Linked DNA regions of Mus musculus: all the other regions are linked to region 2. A link is a loop called in an ENCODE intact Hi-C map of the cell type or tissue named here. Cell type or tissue: heart. All regions are shown on one strand. Links, peaks and the distances in the headings refer to the core of each region. The heading gives the core; the rest is flanking DNA. Region 1 has its middle 6.8 kb from the start of Gm33176. Region 2 holds the start of Gm39624 (a long non-coding RNA gene). Region 3 overlaps 1110002O04Rik (a long non-coding RNA gene). Region 4 has its middle 31 kb from the start of 1110002O04Rik. Region 5 has its middle 34 kb from the start of Gm25634.

Region 1 (4,552 bases), core at 186-4,185, 130 kb before region 2:
ACCTCCTTATAGTGTCACTCTGTAGGCCAAACATATTCAAACCATCACAGGCCCCAAGTTCAATTCTCAGAATCTATCTTAAAAAAAAAAAAAAAAAGACACTTATAATCACAGTCCTAAGGAGGTAGAAGCAGTAGAAGCAGGCAGATCCCAGAGGCTCGCTGGCCAGCCAGCTTATCCTATTTCATGAATTCTAGGTCAATAGGAGACCCTTGTCTCTAAAAATACAAGGTGGTGAGTAGAACCTGAGAAATGACAACTAAGTTCACTCTAACTCTTGGTCACTGAGCCAACAAGAGCAGTGAGTGACCCAACCCAATAGTCATGTGACTAAACACATGCATTTATGTATATGTATATGTGTAATGTATTATGCACATATGCATATATGCATGCTTGCACACACAAACACACACAGAGTGCAGAAAAACAAACCAAAGCTACCATGGTCCATATGCCTGCATCTAACTGAGATCACTGCTGGAAGGCTGGGGGAAGAGGGTCATTGTAGTTATCACCCAGCCCACTACCCACCTGCCGCCCAGTCAATAAAATATTTTTTATCATTTTGACAAGTGGAGTCATTTCATTCACTGCATATCAGACCCACAGTAGCTGCCGGACATCTCTGAAGGTATCCCTCGCTAACCCAGAGGTCACTGGAGGAAGGCCAGTACATCATCAGCCTGTAACACATCTCTGCCAGATCCCTAGAAATCATCCTATTGTGGTCCTGGATGGATCCCAGGGATGCTCGGAGCCACTGCAGATGCAGCCCAGGCCCTCCCTCCTCTGTCCTCAGCTGCCTTCTTCCTCTTCCCAGAAGTCTTTGTCCTCTGCCAACCTCTCACTACGGTCATGATCTCTAGGTCACTGAGCCAAACAAGAGCAGTGACCCAATCCAACTTCGCATAGTCACGTAACTAAACAATTGCTCCTTGGGCTGCGAACTGTCCTACCTGGAAACCTTGCCCATTGGACAGAGACGTGATGAGTCACTTCCATATAAGACTGCCTCCAGAGGTAGCAAAGTCTCAGAGGACATGAAGGGCTTTGACTGGGGGATGGCAGGGGGTGGGGGGAGAGAGTGTGGCTCTGGGCTGCCACAGTGGGAGGGGGCAGGTCCTCATCATCAGAGTAGGGACTTCACTTATGTGTCATATCAGTAACTATCATGTGCCTTTCATGCTTACTGAACACAGACTCTGAGAGTCTGCCTACTTATCTTGTCCTAGACTCCCGCATGTTTCAAATCTAAAACTCTCTGTCCTGAGGCAGCTTCCCTCCTACGTCTGTGACATGGAAGGAAAAAGAAAAAGCAAACCGTTAATGATGTTAAAAACATTGCTTCCTTTCTAACAGATGTCACTTTCGTTTATCCCATGATATAAAAATACCTGCAAGAAGGTGGACTCTTATCCATAGAAAGAAGAAGACCCTGAGCCAAGACATCCAGCTGATCGCCTCAACATGGCTTCCACGGTCTGTGTCTGCTGGATACCGTAAGTGGTGTTTAGGTGACACTGCCTCTTTTTGTTTCCGTCTAGGCCCACCCCACTCATCTCTCTTAGGTGTCTTAATCTCCTGACTTGATGGTGCTTTGCAGTCTGTTTAATCTGCTAGTTACCCTTTACCCTTTTACGTTTGATTGCTACGTGCTTAATAGACTCACTCATTGTTCTCCAGACTGCATCCAAAAGTGTCATGACTTGTAAAACCATAGAATGTAGGCAAGTATCCAACAAGTGTCCCCTACATGGGCAGCATGGATCTCTTGGACTCCCAGAAGCAAGTAACTCGCTCTGGGTGCCGTCAACAACAGAGGTGTATTGTCTTAAGTCTGAAGTCCAAATTCAAGGTGGTAGCAGAGCTGTCTCCATCTGGGGACCAGTTAGCCAGTCTCTCCTGTGTGTGCGTATGGGTGTACATGTGTATGTATGTGGACATCAGAGGTCATCCTCTATTCTGAGTCGGGGTCCTCTTACTGGAACCTCGGGCTCTCTGATTCCACTAGACTGGCTGCTGGCCAGCTCCAAGGATCTGCCATCTCTTCTCTTCCTCCACACTCCCCACACATTAGGGTCAAAGATGCATGTAGGCACACCTAGATTTTGTTGGGTTTGTTCCGGAAATATGTATATATCCCAGCATATATATATGCTGGGGAATCCCAACTTAGGTCCTCATGCCAGTAAGGCAGGACTTTACCCACTGAGCCACCTTCCCAGCCATGACTCTGCTCTTACTGGAGTAGGGGGCCTGCACAGTGACCTGCTTTCAGCTTAATTCATTTTAGAAGCAGCCTATGTCCAAATAAGGTCATACTCTCAGCTCTCAGCAATTAGAACTTCAGCTTGAGTGTGGGGGTGGAAGGAAGCTCAGACCACAGAAGCTGAAGTGGCTGATAACCCACTGAAGACTTCTGGGCATCCATGCAAGCTGCTGACCGCCAAGGCGGCCACTGGCTGCTCCTTACAGCCACCCAAGCAACAGTGGAGAAAAAAAAAAAAAAAAAAAAAAGGCCCTGCCAGCCAAATCCGACAGAGCTGTCATCAGTCCCCAAACAGCTCGCTCACTGCCTGCTTTGAGCTCTAAAATAACATGCTGATTTTGGAGCCAAGACTAACTTTAGTTACCAGTGATGCTGTTAGCAGGAGAAGGATAAGTCATCCCATGAGAATGGAATCCAAATGAATGAGCTAGCCCTGCGCCTCACTGGGATTCGGGCATCTTTCCCCCCTCGCAGTTTGCTGACATTGTCCTTTCTAATTTGAAACAGCCTTATAGAAACCTTTTCCTAAACATGACACATTACTATTTGGGAAATATAAAAAATAACTGATCATTCTGCTTATCCATATCCACTGTTACTTTACAAACCATCCCAAGATCCAGCAGTCTAAGGCCCCGTGATTTAACTCACCCTCACATCTGGGGAACCAGAGTGGGCCAGGGCTCAGGGGATAATCCTTCTGACCCTGAAGTTGGTGGCAGTGCTCAACAGTGCTCAGTTGGGAGCACGGATAACCCCAGGATCCAGGACATCTCTACTCTTATAGACACACTCATACGCATACCTATACAGGCACATACACTTTCCACACACATACCTTCCCATAAGCAATCTATTACACACACACACACACACACACACTCATATTTGTGCCTGTACATACATGCTTGCTCTCTCTGTCTCTGTCTCTGTCTCTCTCTCTGTCTCTCTCTCTCTCTCTCTCTCACACACACACACACACACTCGTGTATTTGAACACTTGGTTTCTACGCACACACACACACACACACACACACACACACACACTTCACTCACACAGGCACTCATGTCTCAGCCCAAGTTGACCTAGAATAAAGCCAAATATAACCTTGAACCTCTCTGGCTTTTCTGCCTCTGTCTTCTAGGTACAGGAATTACAGGCTGTATCACCACGCATGGGTTATGAGGACGTTATACATATTAGGTAAACACTCTACCAAATAAATCATGTTCTATTCAAATATATTTCCAATCCCCTTCCAGAATTAGACAATGCCAACCCTTCATGTCACTGTGAGGATAGGATGTGTTAGCCACTATGTGACATCTAGTATGTGCCGAGAGGGTGACAGCTGCTGGTGTTATAATCTTCAAGGACAATTTCATGTTCTCTCTATACTGAATTTGGCCCATGATATACACTAGAAGGGACTCATTAATTCTACCATATGTCCTAATTGGAACCACATCTGAATTACTGCCACTTGAAGGAAGAGGAAAAGCTAAAGAAAAAAGAAAGTGAAAGAGGGTGCTTTTGACTTGTTATCAGGCAAACATCTCTCCTCGCCTCCCATGATTCCTCTCCAACCGCTTGGGTTAGACTTTATCTTACAATAATCCCATGGCAGGGGACTCTGGGGACTTCTGAAAGCCTGCAAAAATGTTGTGTTATCAGTAATAGGTCAGACAAAGCATCGTTGACATATGTGTGCAGAGGCAACAGGTGAAAGCCACTGGACACCAACACCAGCTGGCAGCTGCCAGGAGAGTCTAGAAATGGAGCCTTCAGCCAGAAATGGAAAAGCAGAAAAGCAAATAATCTTGAAATAAGGGGGAAAAACATAAAGATAATGGAAAAAACAGAAAAAAACAGAAAATGGCCTGACATTAACGCTTTAGTACAGAAGGCAAAACAGCATGGTCAGAGAGATAGATACATTAATCAACAGAGCAAATTAGAAAACTCATAAATAGACCCACAAAAATATGCCTGGTGGGCTTTGGGATGTGTGTGTGTGTGTGTGTGTGTGTGTGTGTGAGAGAGAGAGAGAGAGAGAGAGAGAGAGAGAGAGAGAGAGAAGGTGGGGGGAGGAAGGAAGGAAGGAAGGAAGGAAGGAAGGAAGGAAGGAAGGAAGGAAGGAAGGAAGGTTGGTTTTTTTTTTTAATAAAAAAACCAACTCAAAAATAGATTATCGACTGAAATGTAGGACATAGTACAATAGATTCTAAATAGATTCTGATGAGATGGGTCATCAGTCAAGAGTTTGCCCAGCAAATAAA
Region 2 (4,552 bases), core at 276-4,275:
AGCACCTCCCACCTAGCTCTGTCCCAGCTGGCATTAGCCTATCAGGAAAGCAACTATTGATGTCAGCAGAGATGAGCAGTTAAAAAGAGTGGATAAGGGAGGGGCTCTGCTATTGTCCAGCTAGGGCAGCTCCCACCACAGGAGAGATACACATGTCACAGGTGAAGGAGGAGTCGAGAGACAAAGGAGGTGAGCTGCTAGCAGCCACTTGGTGGATGGAGACTCATTTGAGAAGCTGAACGCTAACACCCTCACCAGGTTTCATGTGGCATAGGACCAGGGCAGAGGTCGCCTTCATTGCCTATCCAGGCGAGGTACCAATAGAACAAGACCATCTCAGTCTAGATTGTCTCAGCCTGTTGGGGTCAATCCTCCACTGACTCATGGATGCTCCCCAGTGGCATAGATAGCCCCATGCATTTTTCCTAGACCTCCCACTATCCTCTTCCATGACTCCCCCTACCCCAGCTGGGTCAGGGCTCCTTCTGGAAAAAGAAAAGCCATGGCAGGAAGCTGGTAGGAGGCCTCCCACTCTCTCTCTCTTTCTCTCTCTCTCTCTCTCTCTCTCTCTCTCTCTCTCTCTCTCTCTCTGGAGGCAGGTCCTGGCAGATGTTCCAAGCAGAAAGGACCAGCCAGGGGTCTAGGGCCATGGCTTAGCAGATAAAGCACTGCTGTACAAATATGAGGGCCAGAGTTTGGATCCCCTGAGTCCAAATAAAAACCAGGCGGGTGTGGTGGACTGCCTGTAATCACGGTCCTGGGATGCAGATAAAGGAGATGCCCAGAACCAGGGATTGTTAGCCGGGTTAGCAAAAGTCCAGGAACAGCAGAGACTCAGTAAATAAAACAGACATCAAGGAAGATACACAAGTTGTCATCCCCTGACCTTCACATACAAACATATGCATGCTCACTTACACACATATGTGGATAATACACACACACATACAACACTCACACATACATGCAAGCGAATGCACCCATGCACAGACAGGCAAAACCCTTCTGGGTAACAGTATGTCTGCCCATGTTCCATCAAGCTATAGGAATCTGCCTTGCCCAGCCTGCCACTGTGGGACCACCAGGTAAGTCTCAGAGATGTGCCCTGGGAAGGGCAAGAGAAAGAGGGGCCTGAAATGAAGTGGCCACGGCTGGAAACAGAGCCAGTCAGGAAGGACTGTAGTCCTCTTACACAGCAGGCAGTCTCTGGGCAGGGAAGATGAGCGACTTCTTGGGGGTGGCCTCCAGCATGGAGGAGACTCTTGAGACTCTCCGGTAAAGGAAGGGACAGTCCCAGGAGCTCTGGTGGCCACAATTAGGTCTGAGTTCTTCAATCCCTTGGTAGTGGAGTCTTTTTAGAGAACAACTAAATCGCCTATGTTCTCCTTGGCAGGCCTTTGCAGGAGGGTATTACAAAGTTCTGGAGTAGGGGGTCCACCTGGCCACAGCACAATTCTGTCACGGGAGGGAAGGGAATAGGAGAAAAGGCTGTTTGGTAGAAGGTGCTGGGGACTCCAAGAAAGTACCCTTCAGACAACAGACAGTCCATGGAGCAGACGCGGTCTACGGGAACTGGTGGGCTCAGGTCCACGAGAGTGGCCCAGCTCGGCTCCCCTGGTCCCCACAGTAGCAGCTCTGGACTCAGTCCATTAGCCATGGCTTCACCAAGTCACCTTTAAAAGTTTGTCCTTAAGCAAAACCTCTCTCTGCTCCCTGCCTGCAGCCCCAGGGGAGGCTCTAAAGGCAACGTGACTGCCCCTCCACTCCTTCAGAAACAATGGGCAGACAGCCGAAGGAGAACCAGCGAAGCAAGTGTGGAAAATCCCCCAATTTTACAATGTCAACTGCTGAATGAGGGAGAAGCCGGTGTCTGTGCCCCCGCGTGTCCGCCCGCGGGACTGCACGCCGGGGATAAGGGGGAGGAGGGAGGAATTGATCTCTTGGTTCTCAGACTATAAGGACACATGATGGGTAGGGAATTATGTTCGCTGGCTTAATCTTTTCTCCAAACAGAAGTATGGTAACACGTTTTCATTCACATCCTACCACTAGCCATCCTTTTCTTTTTCCTCCGTATTAGCTCAGAGCTCTGAAGTATGCAGTCTGAGGACAAAAGTAGGAACAAAGTAGATGCAAACCCCGAGGCTGGGTACTCCCTCCAGCAAACATTTATAGGGGTTTCTCCTTTTCATGTGCATTCCTAGGACTATGGAGGGAGCCTTGGCTACCAGGGAGAGAAAAGGAACAACAAATAGAACCCGCACGAGTCCCGGTGACAGACAAGCCTCATCGACCTCACGGGCAATCCACAGCAAACCCTTGGTGTCACATTTCTGCCAGTTTTTCAGGGGAAAGAGCCTGGTGAAGACTGGCTAGTCGGGCTACAAAGCCTCACTCCTTGACCTAAGACGGGGGATTTGACTTCCGGGTAGTTCCCACTCACCAATTGCCTCCTCCGGAGTATCAAGTTGCACCTGCTGGGCTTCTTATAAATAGGGAGAGTAGGCAAAACCTTCTCTGTGAGAATTTAGGAAAGAGAGGGGCTTCCTGGCTGAGGAGGGGGCTCTTCAACCGTTCTGGCAAGAATGAAGTTTGAGGAAGCAGCTTCTCTTGATGAGATGTCAATCCCTGAGCCAGTGTGCTATGGCTACCTCTGCAGTTTGTCACAGGGACAACCACCCACTGGGTACCTATGCCAGACTCTTCTGCTCTTGTCAGACTTCCGTTTTCCCTTAGGGGCAGCCAAGCATAGGTGGGTCTCTTGGCAGTAAAGCCTAGTGCACTGACCCTCCGCTTTTTCCTCTGGCCCCGGGGGAACAGAGATGAACACAGGCTGGACGCCACACGGCCAGGGAACAGAGTGAGAGAATTTGTCTAGCTCTGGAGAGCTCTAGACCTTCGTTTTCACTTTTGTGGAACGATTGTTTTAGCTCGTTCTTGCAAGGCTTGCTAGTGGGATTGGAAATAACATAACTGCTATGTCTAGTACTGGAACAACTCTGTTTGGGATTGACCTCTTGGTAGATCCTTAGCATCTGAGCAGAACCATCAGATGGGTTAGCTGGCAGCAATGCTGTGTAAATCTGGATTGCTGTCATCCAAATCCCATGCTGGAATGCCGCCCTGGTCAACTTCTAAAGGGAGCGCCCTCAGCACACTGCTGTGTCGCCATACCTAACCAGAATAAATCATTACCAAACAGACTGCCCTTGGGTTTCTCTGGGCCAGGGGCAAAAGGCCCTGGGTGTCACCAAGGACACCTGTTGCCCTGGTTCTAGGTCATTATGTAGTGTGTTCAGGGCCATGTGGCGGTCTGACCATAGTGGTAACTTCTGCAATCTGCCTGCAAAACATGTCCTCTCTCTCTCTCTCTCTCTCTCTCTCTCTCTCTGTGTGTGTGTGTGTGTGTGTGTGTGTGTGTGTGTGTGTGTAGGACAGAGGACAATGGACAACCTTGGATATTGGATATTGTCCTTTGAGAGGTACACCTTAGTTTCTGAGACAGTGTCTCACATTAACCTGCTGCCTTATAGGCTAGACTGGCTGGCTTGCAAGCCCCAGGGATCTGCCTATCTCTTCTTCCCCAGCAGTCCTGGGCTTGCAAACACAGGCCAAGTATCCCTGGCATTTTATACCTGGGTTCTGGGTACCGAACCCAGGTCCTGAGTCATGCACAGCAAGCACTTTACCAGCTGAGCCCAGTTTCTTCACATTCCTGACAAGTTGGATATAAGTGTGTCTGCATTCTCTCCTGATCTCACCGTTTGGGAGGGCTTTCCTCTTAGCTCTTATTTGTGTGTGTATGTGGGGTGGGGTGGGGGTTCAAGACAGGGTTTCTCTGTGTAGCCCTGACTGTCCTGGAACTCTCTCTGTACACCAGGCTGGCCTCGAACTTAAGAAATCCGCCTGCCTCTGCCTCCCAAGTGCTGGAATTACAGGCATGCACCACCACTGCCCAGCTGCTCTTTTTTTTCAAGTCTTTTTTTTTTTTTTTTAACTTGCAGTCAATGCTTTGGACCACTATTGCCACCCCCTCCCCTTCTCTCCACTTTTTGACCCACCCCTTAGCAGGACAGATCCAGGGCACTACCCAGGGGTACTTGCTGTGGGCACCTGAGCCTGGCCTGGCAGTGGGAGCACCTCCCAGAGGCCACTCTGGCCTGAATCCAAACACCCAAGCCCCTCCCAGCTACCCTAGGCTGTGGAACTCTGCACAGGTCATTTCACTCCCCACCTCCAGTTGTTCTGGCCGCCTAAGTATAGCTAGGGGCCCAGTACAGAGTACAACATGGGCGACGGGACCTTCCACATGTTATAGGCTGCATAGATTACTACTAGAGCCTCCAACTTGCAGCCTAGGGCCCAGGCGACCCTCCACTACAGGCAGAGCACCAATCAAGGCTGCAGATACTGCTGCCAATGTAAAAAAAAAAAAAATCACGAAGGTTGGAATTTTAATTTTTTTCTAATGTTGGTTCACTATTTTGTTTGTTTGTTTGTTTGTTTGAGTATGACCAGGATCAAAACAGGGCACACTGGGCGAGAGGGACAA
Region 3 (4,552 bases), core at 308-4,307, 190 kb before region 2:
GATACAGGAAGATCTCTAATAGGGTAGCCTGGGCTAGTTAGAACTTACTATCAGTTTCAATCTCTTGAGTTCTGGGATTGCACAAGTGTACCAACATGCCTAGATACACTGATAATTTTTTCATGTTATCTTCACAATGCGTATGCTTATGCACGTGTGTGCCCTGTGGTATAACCCCACTGGCATAAGGTGGCACAAGCATAGTAGTTAGAAGAAGAAAATCTTATAAATTGTATAAACTTTTGGTGAGTTGGGAATCTAACTCTTGGCTTCATGCATGCTAGACAAACATTGTAGTAACCGAGCTGTATTCCCAGCCCCTCTTTGGTTTTTATATAAGAACTTGACAAAGTGAACTGTCTTAGCCTTAGAGGGGAAAAAACTGTAGAATATAAACATCTGTAACCAAGTAAAAACTATTCCATTCAATGTTCAGTCTGTCCTCTCCTCAAGAATGGTGAAGCATGTTTGCTTGCCTCTTTCCCAATACACATGCACACACACACACACACACACACACACACCACACAACCCACTGCATTGTCAACAGCCCTGTCCAGCTAAGACATCAGACAGACATCTGTCCAGCTTAGAGCACCACACCTACCTCCCTCTTAGGCTCTACCCACATCCTTTTTGTCTCCTTCCCTGATCAAAATATGGCCCCTCGGGATAGTGAAAGCTGTTGTCTTATCCCTACAAGAGTGTTTCTATATTCCATAGTGTGCCAAGCCCTCTTTCAAGACCCAGTTCAGGAATGGTAGAATGGCTCATCTGATGGCTAGTTTTATGTCAGCTTGGCACACGCTGGAGTCATCTGAGAAAAAAAGAATCTCAACTGAGAAAATGACTCCCTAAGATCTGGCTGTAGGCAAACCTGTAGCTCAATTTTTAAATTATGGGTCCAGTCTACTGTGGGTGGGGTCATCTCTCCAATGATGGTTCTGGGTTCTATAAGAAAACAGGCTGAGTGAGTTATGGGGAACAAGCCAGTAAGTAGCACCTCTCCACGACCTCTGCATCAGCTCCTGCCTCCAGATTCTTGTTCTGAGTTCCTGCCTTGGCTTCCCTCAATGGACTGTGACTCATGATCTTTAAGCCAAATAAATCCTTCCCTCCCCCAAGCCACTTTTGGTCATGGATGAATCTTCTTCTTCTTCTTCTTCTTCTTCTTCTTCTTCTTCTTCTTCTTCTTCTTCTTCTTCTTCTTCTTCTTCTTCTTCGTCTTCTTCTCCTTCTTCTTTCTTCTTCTTCCCCCTCCTCCTCTGCATCCTCTCTCCCTCTTCCATTTTCTCCTTCTTTCTCCCCTTCTGCTCCACCTTCTCTTTTATCTGCCCAATCATCAGCTTTCCTTTATTTTACAAATTAAGGTGGGAAGCAGGTTTACAGGAAATCACCTGAGTGCTGACTCATTCCTTGTTCGAAACCCCTCACAGGAGAACAGATTTAACATCAAATATAATTAGCCCCAGGGCTATCCACAACAACTGGCAAGCTGGAGAACCAGGACAGCAGCTGGTGTGAATTCTATCCTTGTCTAAATGTATAAGAACAGAGAGAGACAACACTGTCTCTCCAGCACAAAGGCAGTGGGCTCAAGACCCAGGAAAACTAGCATCTGAGTCCAGTCAAGAAGACCAGTGTTGGGCCAAGGCAGTCAGGCCATGTCCCATTGTTCAGACTCCATTCTCTTGAGACCTTTGGCTGATTGGATGAGGTCCACCCACACTGAGAACTCAGTTGCTCTGTCCAACTCCCTGGTTCAAAGGCGGGTCACCCACTCAGACACGCCTAATGTGTGCAGGCACTCTGTGACCCAGTCAGTCTCGTCACACTCGATCCTAAGCCATCTCTGTCTGGAGAGCTGCCACACTTGGCAGAATGGCACACAGCTTGAGTGACAGCCATGTATTCCCACTTTTCTCCATGTACTTATCCTTGATCACAAGGCCCAGTACACAGCTACCCTTCTGTTTGTTCCCTTTCCAAAACAGGTGGCCCACAAATACACAAGTCTCTGGATAAGCAGGGGCCCAGCAGCCTTTCCCCAAACAGATCCTGATGGCAAAAGATATAATGGAGTGACAAGCATGCATGAAAAGCCTGTCACCAAGCTAGGGACAGGAGAGTAGAGAAGAGACCTTAGAGAGCTCAGATACCCACCAGGCCTTCCTCCTCCATAGACATCCCTGCCTCTGCCTTAGTTTCAAAGGGTAAAAAATAACCCAATCAATCAAGTCCACCACAGTTGAGAATTCAAGGTGGGAGGAACTTGAATCTACTGGTCAAGTCACCCCCACAGTCAAGAACTGAGAGCAACAAGTGAGTGAGTGAGTGAATGAATGAATGAATGAATGCTACAGCTCAGCTCATAATCTCCATTTTTATATAGTTCTTTATACCCAACCCAGAGAGATGGTTCCACTCTCAGTGAGGGGGTCTTCTCTCAGCAATGAGTATAAGATACTCCTTCATAGTTGTTCTCAGAGGCCCATCTCCCAGGTGATTGTAGACTATGTCAGGCTGACAGCTAACACAAACCATCATAGCCTCCTTCCCCAACTGGACAGTGCCTGTGGCACATGAGCAGGGATGCCGTTGCTCAGATCCATCAGCAGGTGGCCTAAATCTGGACCCCCACCAGCACCATCCACAAAGACAAGATATGCCATTTATAGGACCAGGACAATGATCGCCCTCATTTCAGCCTGATGATGGCCCCTCTCCACACAGCACACTTAATGCAGCATTAGCACTGTTCAGAGGCAGATAAAAATAGTGTTGGATCAAAGAGGTAGTTTCCTCATTCTGTCTCTGAAGACAGATCAGTGGGCCGGGTGCATGTGGGCAAATCCAATTTTTCCCCCTTCTTGGCAGGAGCCTCTACATATTCTCTCCATGAGTACAGAGAAGCCTGCCAATGTTGACATCCGAGGCTGAGATCATAGGCTCCACTTTAGCTGCGAGTCAACCCACTCCCAGCCTGCTAGGTCTGTGCTCGCGTTTTACAGACAGGGAAGCTAAGCTCAGACAGCAGCAGCTGCTGCGGAATAGTTCACCGGCTGCAGATTGATACCGATGACAATTGACTATCAGCCCTGTGACCTGCAACTCTGCAGATTGTGACACCATCTCCATTCTGTAAGTGGGGAAAACCATGGCTGGGAGGGGCCTTTCCATTCCAGCAGGGATCCGTGACAGCTGTGAGTCCAGCCACCCTGTCTTAGTCAGTGTTCTATTGCTGTGAAGAGACACCATGATCATGGCAACTCTCACTGAGGGAAGCATTTCATTGGGACTAGATTACAGTTTCAGAGGTTTGGTCCATCATCAGCCTGGTGGCAAGCAAACAGACATGATGTGAGAGAGGGAGCTGAGAGTTCTACATCCAGATCTGCAAGAAGAGAGACTCTGGGACTGGTGTAGGCTTTTGAAACCCCATAACCCGCCCTACAGTGACATGATTCCTCCAATAAGGCCAAGGCTTCTAATCTCATTAGCACCATTTCCTAATGACCAAACATTCAAATAAATTAACCTATGGGGGCCATTCCTATTAAAACTACCACCACCTCTCTCTCTCTCTCTCTCTCTCTCTCTCTCTCTCTCTCTCTCTCTCTCTCACACACACACACACACACACACACACACACACATACACACACACACACCACCAGAAACTTGAAGTCTTTCTCCAGAAGCCTGATGTCTTCTAGGACTGCAAATCTCATATCAGATAGCTTGTAAATGATGGAGATGTATATAGGAGCTGTATCACAGGAGATGGTGATATCCTGTCTCCATCATTTACAAGGTTTTATGTGGATTGTCCTTTACTTTCTACCCACAGGCATGGGTGTGAGTGGAGCCTGGGACTGCAGGCCACGCCTCCAGAGAGTAGACTGCCCACCTGGGTGCACCAGAAGTGCTGAGCACTGGACCCTGAAGGCTTCCTCTGTAAGCTGGCACTGATACCCACCTCCCAGGGGCTGTGAAGGTTAGCTGAACTGTTCCCAGCATTGCTTCCAACGAGTAGATCCAGAATTCTGGAGCTCATGTTGCTTGCACCACAAAGGCAAATGATTAGAGACAATCATGAGGCTTTCCATTAGGCTTTGTTCAGAGAGCTGGCCATCAGAGAAGGCAGAACATGATGGAAAATGCTTCACATCTCACTTCCAGCCAGAAGATTGTATGGAGTCACAGGGACAGAGACAGCCATTCCAAAGTTCAGGATTGCCCCACTCTGGTCAGGTGACGTGATTCTTAAAATAAACTTTTCCTCCCCTAAACATCCTTTGTCAGCATATCTTATCACAGCAACAAGAAAAGACACTAAAGGCCAGGCAGTGGTGGCACACGCCTGTAATCCCAGCACTTGGGACGCAGAGGCAGGTGGATTTCTGAGTTCGAGGCCAGCCTGGTCTACAGAGTGAGTTCCAGGACAGCCAGGGCTACACAGAGAAATCCTGTCTCCAAAAACCAGAAAAAAAAAAAAAAAAGAAAGAAAAGAAAAGACACTAAGGCAGGGGGTCAACCGCCTGAGACTGGT
Region 4 (4,552 bases), core at 270-4,269, 230 kb before region 2:
CTCTCTCTCTCTCTCTCTCTCTTTCCCCTGCCTTTTGCTATAGGCCATAGGCATTTTATTTTAACCAATCAGAATGTGCCTTAGGTAGGCAAGGAAGAACAGAAACACAACTTCACAGTGTCTAAAGCTGAGATGAGTTCCTTGTAGACAACAGAAAGATGAATTCTGTTTCTGATTCCATTCAGCCAGCCTGTGTTATTTGCTTGGAGAATTGAGATCACTAATATTTAACTTTAGCACTGAAAGGTGTGTGTGGTCTATAGTCATCTGTTGCTGTGTTCTTAGTCGTGGCTTGTGTGTCGGGTACTATAGCTTCATTTGTTTTCTTTCTATAGTCTCTTATCGATCCTTATTAAACTCTTCGGTCCTAAGTATTGCTTCTCTGTTCTGTTTAAGGTTGTTCTGCTGGGTATGAACTATTTTAGGCTGTCTGAGTCATGAAAAGTTTTTTCCCTTTCAGCTATGGAAGATACTTTTGCTGGATACAGTAGTCTGGATTGGTACTAATGGCCTTTGAGATAGAGTACATTGCTCAAGGCTCTTCTGGATTTCAAAATTTCCATTGAGAATTCACCTGTTATTTTGACGGGGTTTCCTTATATATAACTTATGGGTTTTCTTTTCCTGCTACTTACATCTTTCAAGTTTTTTTTTTCCTTTCTTCTGGATATTTAATTTTTTAATTATGATATGCTATGGGGAATTCCTTTGCTGTTCTTGTCTATTTTATGTTCTGTGGGCTTCCTGTGTCTGTGTGGATATGTCTTTCTTCAGTTTTCCAAAGTTTTCTTCTATTATTATTTTGTTGAAGAGTTGGTCTATGCTATTGACTTGGATTTGTCTCCTTTATCTATGCCTATAATAGATAGGTTAGGTTTTCTGATCCTGGCAAGTAGTCCCTTCCTTGTGCTTTTTTTTTTTTTTTTCAGATTATTTTCTTATATGGTCTGCTTCCTCTACTTTATATTCAAGTCCTGATAGTCTAACTTCTACTTGATCCACTCTGCTTGTAGGCCATGCCCTTGAGTTTCCTACTGGAGTATTCTGTTTTTCAAGTCCATCTTCATTTCAGCATGAGTCCTTTCCAGCATTTCTCTTTAGTGAATTTAGATTTCAAATCCTGAAAGGTTTTCATCATTTTCCTCAGCATCTCAGTTGTATTTTTTTAGACAACACTCAGACATTCCATGTTATTCTCTTAAAATTCGATGAAATGTCTATTTGTGTCTTCTTTAGACTTGAATTCTTTGATAAAATTTATGATCTCTTAAATTGTGTATTCTCTGATTCATCGAGGTAATTCTCATTAGAAGGCATTTCGATAGGACTATTTATTGGGTTTGATGGTATAAATGCTACCTTGGTCATTCATCTTGACTTTGCTTTCATGATGTGTCTTGGGTGTGTGGACTTTTTCCCTTGGCCGTATGTCTAATGTAAGAGTCTGTCTGCTTTAGATTGGCCCTGTGTAGGATCTGTGTGACCAGAGCTGGGCCAGGTAGGCTGATGCATGTGCTGTTTGGTTGGATCTAGGTCTGTGAGTAAGAAATGGGTTGGCAGGGTTGATGGAAGAGGGGAGTGGCTGAGAATCAAGCAAAAACAAAGGCAGCTCACAGCCTTGGTCTGGAGCTAGGCTTGTGGGTATGGAGATCTCCACTGTGTGCCTCGTTGCCCACCACAAAGGCCACACGACATCTGTCACAGCCTACTTACAATCCCGTCCCTGTGTGCTTCTTTGGGGTATTATAATGTATTCACCAGTCCATTAGCCTTTGGGCAATGTTGTTCCCACACTTATGAGGTCAACTCCATTCATAGAGGAGGCATACCACCCTGTACCACATAGAGGATTTTATCCACTGGAATCCACTGGCACTGCACTCTCACATGCTTGGTGTTAGCTGCAGATTCTAGCAGCTATTTCAGGCAGCAAGTATCTCTTTCCTATCACATGCTGTACCACTTGGGGAACTATAGCTTTATTGTGATTGTTCTCTCTCTCTCTCTCTCTCTCTCTCTCTCTCTCTCTCTCTCTCTCTCTCTCATATATGAGTGCTTCACTCACTTGAGATCAGCCTCATTTTCATGTCTTATGATCCATCACAGGGGTCATGCACCTGATTCTCGCAACTCACCTTTGATTCCGTTCATCTCTGAGTGTCAAGTAGGTTGTGTGACTTTTCCTGGGGAGATCTGAACAAGGCTATTCAACCTGGATAGAACGCAGATGATAGACCCGGGGTGTGAGTGTAGCTTGATGGCCTAGTACATCTATTGAGGTTACTTACAGAAAGTATGGCGGACCTAATGGCAGCTGCATCATGGAAAAGCCCAGGCGATGACTCACAAAAGCTGCATTCCCCAGAGCTCTCTGCACAACTTGCAGGCAACTCTCCTGGAGAGTCTCCTTCTCTAGCAATTCTTGACTGCCTTTATAAGCCTGAAGGGGGCACTTCTGAGTCTCTTGACTTTCTGACCTTCCGGAGCCCTGTGCTTTTCCTCAGTGTGTCTTACCTTTGATGAGCCTCTTTCCTCCGTCCAGGAGGGGGCGCTTCAGTCTAGAAAAAGCAGCTAGAAAACAGCCATGTTTCCAGCATGCCTATATAAATTCCAGTGTCCACTCCCTCTATGCTGACTATTTTATGGGAGGAGAGGTCAGCATGTGGGGGGTGGGGGTGGGGCAGTTAGTGTGTACGCATGAATGTATATGTCATATGACCACATGCAGAAACCAAAGAAGGACACCAAGTGTCTTCCTCCATCCCTCCCTGCCTTAATACCTTGTGACAGGGTCTCTAACTGAACTGGAAGCTGGCCATTTTGGCTAGGCTGACTAGCCATCGAGATAATGGGATCTCCCCATGTCTACCACTGAACAGTGGGGTCACAGGCAAGGGATGGTTAGTGTTTAATTGTCAGCTTGACAAAAATCTGGCTTCAGCCAGGATATGAGCCTCTGAGCATGCCTATGAGAGATTATCTTGATTACTTTCGTGTGGGAACGTCTGCCCACTGTGATTGAATGACACCATTCCCTGACTGGGATCTTAAAGTGTCTAAATGGAAGATGGAATTGAGTAGAGGCCATTCATTTTTTTCTCCTTCTTTTAACTGTATATATAATGTTACCAGCCACTTCAAGGTGCTGATGTCTTGATTTCTCCATTAAGGTGGACTATGGACAAAAATAAGCCCTTCTTCAAGCTTCTTTGGTTCGAGTGTGTTTTATCACAACAAACTTTATTTTAAAGTGTAATACAAGGAACGTGCAGCTATGTGTGATTTTTTTTAAGTTGGGGCTGGATTTTAATTCAGGTGCTTCTTTTGCTATGCAAGTGCTCTTAACCCACTGAACCAACTCCTAACTCCCAGCTCCCAGCTCCCAGCTCCCAGCTCCCAGCTCCCAGCTCCCAGCTCCCAGCTCCCAGCTCCCAGCTCCCAGCTCCCAGCTCCCAGCTCCCAGCTCCCAGCTCCCAGCTCCCAGCTCCCAGCTCCCAGCTCCCAGCTCCCAGCTCCCAGCTCCCAGCTCCCAGCTCCCAGCTCCCTCTGTACTTCTGTCTTTCTATGGGTGCATTTTGAAAACTACAGAGTCCTCGTGACAGATGAATAAAACAACCCTGCCATAGTAAGTCCTAATTTCTGGGTTCTCTAAACAGAAGCTCATACACACAGGGTTCCTGAACTCAGAAAGATTTACAGCATAGAGGCTTACCTTGGCTCCAAGGTCTGGAAGTTGAAGAATATGATCAAGGTCACTAAGGAAGAAAGAAGTGCAGTAGGCATGCACAGTGGGCATGCGTAGTAGGCCTGAACAGTAGGCATGTGCAGTGTGCTTACACATTAAGCATATGCAGTGGGCTCCTACAATAGGCATGTGAGGCAGGCACCCACAGAAGCAGCAAAGCAGGAGGGGCAGGCTTGCATTGCAATAACTAGATCCACCATAACTAACTCATTCTTATGAGAACATCACGGTGCTTAGGAGATGCCCCAAGATATAATCACCACTCCTCAAGGTTCTTACTTCCCAGTACTACCACAAAGGAGACAAATTCAACTTGAGCCTGGGAATATTAAAAAAAAAAAATGTCAGTGATGAACTGGTTTTGCAGATGAGTGTAAAGTCATGCTGGTAAGAGGAGAGAACTAGGGTTTCTGCATGTGATCACAGGGTCCCTACCAAAAAAAAAGGTGTCAGAAGAATACAACAATGGAGGTATGCAGAAGTTGGGGTGGCATGGTCCCATGGGTATAGGAGTGTCAGAAGGTCCAAAATAAGGTGCCACTGCTAAACCTCCAGGAGGGAAAAGCTGTGTTCCTGTGATCTAGGTCGAGTACCACCAACTTCCTGGCATAAGCTCATGAGAGCACCACTGTAGGTCACGTTTCCTACCAGGAGTGGGGTGTCCATGTTTCACACTCACAGAGCATCCCTGGACCCTAACAGAGTAGCTTAGGAAGAGTTGGTGGAGCCACAGGAGAACCAGGCTGTTGAGACAGTCCAGTGAGCTGGTGTGGGGCTTTCTTCCCAAACAGGCTTGTAGCCCTGTTC
Region 5 (4,552 bases), core at 334-4,333, 340 kb before region 2:
ATTACACAGACAAGTATTGGCAAACAGAGAAAGATGACTTATCCAGTATGTCCACATTGAGAGGAGAAAGACATAAAGAAGTGCCATGACCCCACCAAGTTCATCGTTGAGGTATTTACATGAGGTCATGTTTAAATACAGGGCAAGAGATATGCAAAGCTAAGCAACTGGGTGAAGCTGTGGTCCCACCCATCAGCCTGGGTATCAGTGTCTCCTGCAAGGTGGTCTGATAAGCTGTCAGAACTACAGGAAACCCCCTTCCTGGAGACAAGTTCTCCCTACATCTGGCACCAGTTCCCCAGCATCTTTCTCCTGGGGTGATATTCTGGAAGAAATTGCAGTTCTTGGGGTTCATTGTTTCAATAGTCTGCTAAATAAACAAGGGACACTCGGGTCTCTCTTTAGCGTAGCCTCCTTTCTCTTGCAACAGTTCTCAGTTGCGGTGCTCACCGGGTGATTTACCTGAGTAAATCACTCGCCATTTAAAGCCAGAAGATCTCAAACCCAAAAGATGAGGCCGGTGACTTTCTGCCTATATCAGCTTCTATTGCCACCATGACTCTAAGTTCCTGGGTACCCTGGCTGATTGGTCAGCTCCCCTGGAGAAAGCGAAACTGTCATGCCCATTGGTTTGCACACTCCTGGTTTTCTACCTGAGCTTGGATACAATGACGTCACACCTGGCTGGGGAGTATAACAGTTCTTCATGTGATACCTTCCAAGACGCCCACCCCACCCACCCAGTGGATATCTGAAATATGGAGCACATCAGAGCCAACAAATCCTGTTTTTCTCATACACAGCCTAAAGCAAAGTTTAAGTTGTAAGCTAGGCAAGTGAGAGATGAACAACACTAAATAGAACAATTACAGCCACATGCCATAATGACATTATGTGGCTCTGACACCTCCTCTCCCCTTCTCTCTCCCTTCTTCCCCCCAAATGGCATTTTGTTTATGCACTTAAATGAAGCAGTGTGGAGACAGTAGGTCTCATAACTGCACCTCTGGCATTTGGTGACCCTTACTGTGCTTAACAGTGGCCCAAAGCACAGTAGCAGGAAACCCTAAGGAAAGGTGGGGCCACAGCTAGAAAGGCAGGTCCACCTTCAGGCAAGTTAAAGAGACTGGTGGAACAAATAATCCTTTAATGGGATACTGGACTTTTTCTTCCCCAAACTGCAAATCCCCAGGGAAGTTCCAACAAGCTGAGCAGTCTTCAGGCTCAGCTGGGGCTGCTCACTTTTCTGACTTCTAACTCAGAAAGTTCCAACTTTTCCTTTTTTAAGTCTTCCCAGATGCTGGCGAGAGCTTGAATAGCTTTTCTCTGGTACTTGGGGTTTCCTTTCTCCTTCTCTGAAGCTCCTCTCCCTTCTATGAGGTGGATGTCAATGCTGGTAGTAACTGGGATGTTAGCATACTTTGTGGGCTACTTTCTTGGGCTCTGTTATCTACCACTCTCCCAACCCTTTTTACCCCAACCCCTTCCAACCCCTCAGATCTAGGTAGGAGAGGACGAAAGTCAGCGGGGAAAGTGGACATAGACCTCTTTAGACTACTTCCTGATGATTGGGAGTAATGGATTCCTAGAGGTAAGTCCAATCTTAGTTGTCAGGATATCTCCAACCCAGCAAACCAGCACACCAGCAAACCAGCAAACCAGCAAACCAGCAAACCAGCAAACCAGCAAACCAGCAAACCAGCAAACCAGCAAACCAGCAAACCAGCAAACCAGCAAGCCAGCAAGCCAGCAAGCCAGCAAGCCAGCAAGCCAGCAAACCAGCAAGCCAGCAAACCAGCAAGCCAGCAAGCCAGCAAGCCAGCAAACCAGCAATAGCAAAAGCAGCCCCAAGGACCAGCAGTAGTGGGATCAACCAGCAGGGGGAGCAGCAGCTGCCACAGGCCCTCCCAGAGGCTCTCACATTTATACCCTCTCAAGAGTCCCCAGAATTCCAAACAAACTATCTGCAGCTGGCAAAAATCACACCCCTCCTAAAGCACGAGGCAATCACTGGACAATCTGAAACAGTCCCATATTCCACAGCTGGGATTAAAACAAAAACATACTCACATAACATAACTGGGTTTTTAAAGAAACCAAAGTTCTCACTTCAATGGAATGGCCTTCCCCCTCACTTCTTCTCCTCCTTCTTCTCCTCCTCCTCCTCCTCTTCCTCCTCTTCCTCCTCCTTCTTTATTCAATTTACTCCTCTGGGAAACTTCTGATATTTACAACATGCTTGTTCCAACATTTTTTTTCTTTTGAAGCTTTAATAGAATTAAGCTTCTGTTCAAATCCATTCTTAAATTATTTTATAAGGAGACTAGGAGCCCCCAAGAGGGGTTCTCAGTTACCAAGATACCACTGACATGTCTTTGCCCTTACCTGCGGCTTGGCAAGAATGTGGGACTGTGGAGAGACACAAGATTAGCAGTGTGAAAGAAACTAGTTGACAGGTAAAGGCCAAGAGCCACTCTTCACCTGGCTACCTATTACAAATGGCGTGGGGGGGGGGGGGAGACCAGACTGTACAAGGGTGAGAGAAAGTGAGTGTTCTATAAACAGCCTACAAGGGGTCATGAGACTCCTGGCCCAGTGATTTTAAACACGTGCCTTTCCCCAGATCATTAACCCGCTCCCATGCTTGGGAGGAACCTTGCTCTTTTTTAATGAACTACCTCTATTTCTGTTGCTAACCGTGTCCCTCCCTGGTAGAATTCTTGGTCTTGTCATACAAGAACATGGAAGTCCTGGTATGCACCCTCCTGACCCAGTCCTGAGCCTGGGATAGCAGCAGGTTGCAAATTCTGGGTGAAATTCTCTATCTGGAGGAAAGGTGACATGTACCCCAGCTGCCGGGTGACATAACCTTTTCTGCTATTTGGGGCCCACACACCCCACCCCCTGCGTCCCTTTGGTGGAACTTCCAAGGCCATCTCTCCTTCAGTACTCACATCAGAGATTTTACCTCCTGCTCGTCCATGTCTCCAAAGCCAAGCACATACCCACAGTCCTCCCTTCAGACACTGTGATTGCAAATGAACCTATGGAGGCTATCAAGGAAGAGAGAGGCTAAAATTCAACCCCTATATTAGGGCCGAGCCATGCTGGCCAGAAGAATGGAGCCTAGCTTGGAGCACATTTGGATCTAAAGCTATGAACATGTAGGACCAGTGGCATAGATAACTCTATGCAAAAGAGAATGGCCACATGGCCTCATCTATCCAGTCCTCAAGTTCTTACTGGGATAGTGATGTTGAGTGACCCTAAAATTCTCCTAGGGCTATACCCTCAGCAGTCAGCATGACATCTAACAGATGTCCCACTCTGGACCTTGGTTTTCACTCAAGCTCTGAGCACATCTCTTTCTCTGGGAGAAATAGGACATGAACCCATTTGTGTCTGAAAAAGCCTTGCCTGCTGTTTGGACTCTCCATTTGTCCTTTCTGTGTAAGAGGAAAGGATACCTGGAGGACTTGTCCTTGCTACAGACTGAAGTCCTCTGTCCCTTCAGAAGTAAGTGCAGAGGCCTTAACCCCAAAGGTACTTAGATTTGGGATCTTAGAATACAATTAAGGCATAGGGGTAGATCTCTCGTGACTTGAGTTATTATAATAGTAAGAGAGGACTATCAGGTGTCTTTGAATATGACAGAGCCCTTTTTGGCTCTGTTGTGTGTAGATCCAGAGGCTGGCATCCTGGAAGCTCAATGGCCATCAAAGTTACCTAAAGCTAGAGGCGTTGGGTTCTTATTTTACAAACTCAAAGAATGAAATTCACAGAGGGTGAGTTTTAGAAAGAAGTGTATTATTATTATTATTATTATTATTATTATTATTATAAGGCCCTCAAGAGAGAGCAGGAAGGCAGAGCCCCTGTGGCACAGAAGGGATCCTCAGGGGTGAGAAACCATTGGAACACACGACCTTGAAGTCAATAAGGCTTTAGTGTAGTGGTTCTCAACCTGTGGGTTGTGATGCTTTTGGCAAACCTCTGTCTCCAAAAATACTGACATTATGATTCATAACAGTAGAAAAATAGTTATGAAGTAACAACTAAGATAATTTTACGGCTGAAGGTCACCACAATATGAGAAACTGTATTAAATGGTTGTAGCATCAGGAAGGTGAGAATCACTGCTTTAGTGGGGGGAGGAAGAGGCGCAGGGGATGAACTGGTCCGTCCAGTTTCCATTACAATGAAAAGGTCCCTTGCAGCTTTGGTCAGTATTGTTCCAGGAAAGGGGCACTCTGCAGAAAGCAAGCAAAATTATGACTGAATGTGTATTGCTGTCATTGCCATGACCAAGTTGAGGACACAATGCCTCAGTCCCATGAGAGGGTGAAGGCCTTCCCCAGATGAGGCTCAGAGGGATGGTAAAGCCTTCCTCGTAGGTCCAAGTGTAGATGCCGACGAAATGCCCACTATTGCTTTTTCTCCCTGGATGTTTACAGTTTGAAGACAGCTCCCGTGCAGAGGCAGTGCCTACTGAGACAAGCTATAGCTGTAGTATCTGTAAGAGGAAATGGGGTTCTGCAGGCATTATGGCCAG

The links. Hi-C counts contacts between places; a loop is a spot of excess contacts. Peaks named below come from ENCODE experiments on the same cell type or tissue, not always from the same donor. Only the 100,000 strongest peaks of a DNase experiment are listed, where the experiment ranks them.
Region 1: a loop joins it to region 2, with 2.5 times the contacts of the local background. A loop is called at or near these places in 5 of 42 quality-filtered maps.
Region 3: it touches region 2 in a loop (9-fold over the local background); 12 of 42 quality-filtered maps call a loop at or near these places.
Region 4: it touches region 2 in a loop (11-fold over the local background); 28 of 42 quality-filtered maps call a loop at or near these places.
Region 5: it touches region 2 in a loop (6-fold over the local background); 7 of 42 quality-filtered maps call a loop at or near these places.

The regions. Positions count from the first base shown.
Region 1 is chr1:35,932,891-35,937,442 of GRCm38, forward strand. No RefSeq gene overlaps it. Among named protein-coding and RNA genes, the nearest start is that of Gm33176, 6.8 kb to the right of the region's middle. In heart, for the core only: no CTCF peak of the experiment used is centred there; DNase peaks (open chromatin) are centred at 791 and 2,611; H3K27ac peaks cover 3,341 bases.
Region 2 is chr1:36,063,193-36,067,744 of GRCm38, forward strand. Gm39624 (a long non-coding RNA gene) reads right to left here and starts at 3,051. Exons shown (of 3, transcript XR_865341.2): 1 at 2,444-3,051. In heart, for the core only: no CTCF peak of the experiment used is centred there; DNase peaks (open chromatin) are centred at 1,879 and 4,219; H3K4me3 peaks cover 1,426 bases; H3K27ac peaks cover 2,283 bases.
Region 3 is chr1:35,876,832-35,881,383 of GRCm38, forward strand. 1110002O04Rik (a long non-coding RNA gene) reads left to right here. Exons shown (of 4, transcript XR_373312.4): 2 at 2,878-3,141; 3 at 3,851-3,997; 4 at 4,113-4,334. Among named protein-coding and RNA genes, the nearest start is that of 1110002O04Rik, 9.2 kb to the left of the region's middle. In heart, for the core only: a CTCF peak has its summit at 2,612; DNase peaks (open chromatin) are centred at 1,730 and 2,960; H3K27ac peaks cover 602 bases.
Region 4 is chr1:35,837,150-35,841,701 of GRCm38, forward strand. No RefSeq gene overlaps it. Among named protein-coding and RNA genes, the nearest start is that of 1110002O04Rik, 31 kb to the right of the region's middle. In heart, for the core only: a CTCF peak has its summit at 2,510 (motif pointing right); no DNase peak of the experiment used is centred there.
Region 5 is chr1:35,724,924-35,729,475 of GRCm38, forward strand. No RefSeq gene overlaps it. Among named protein-coding and RNA genes, the nearest start is that of Gm25634, 34 kb to the right of the region's middle. In heart, for the core only: a CTCF peak has its summit at 1,881 (motif pointing right); a DNase peak (open chromatin) is centred at 1,878.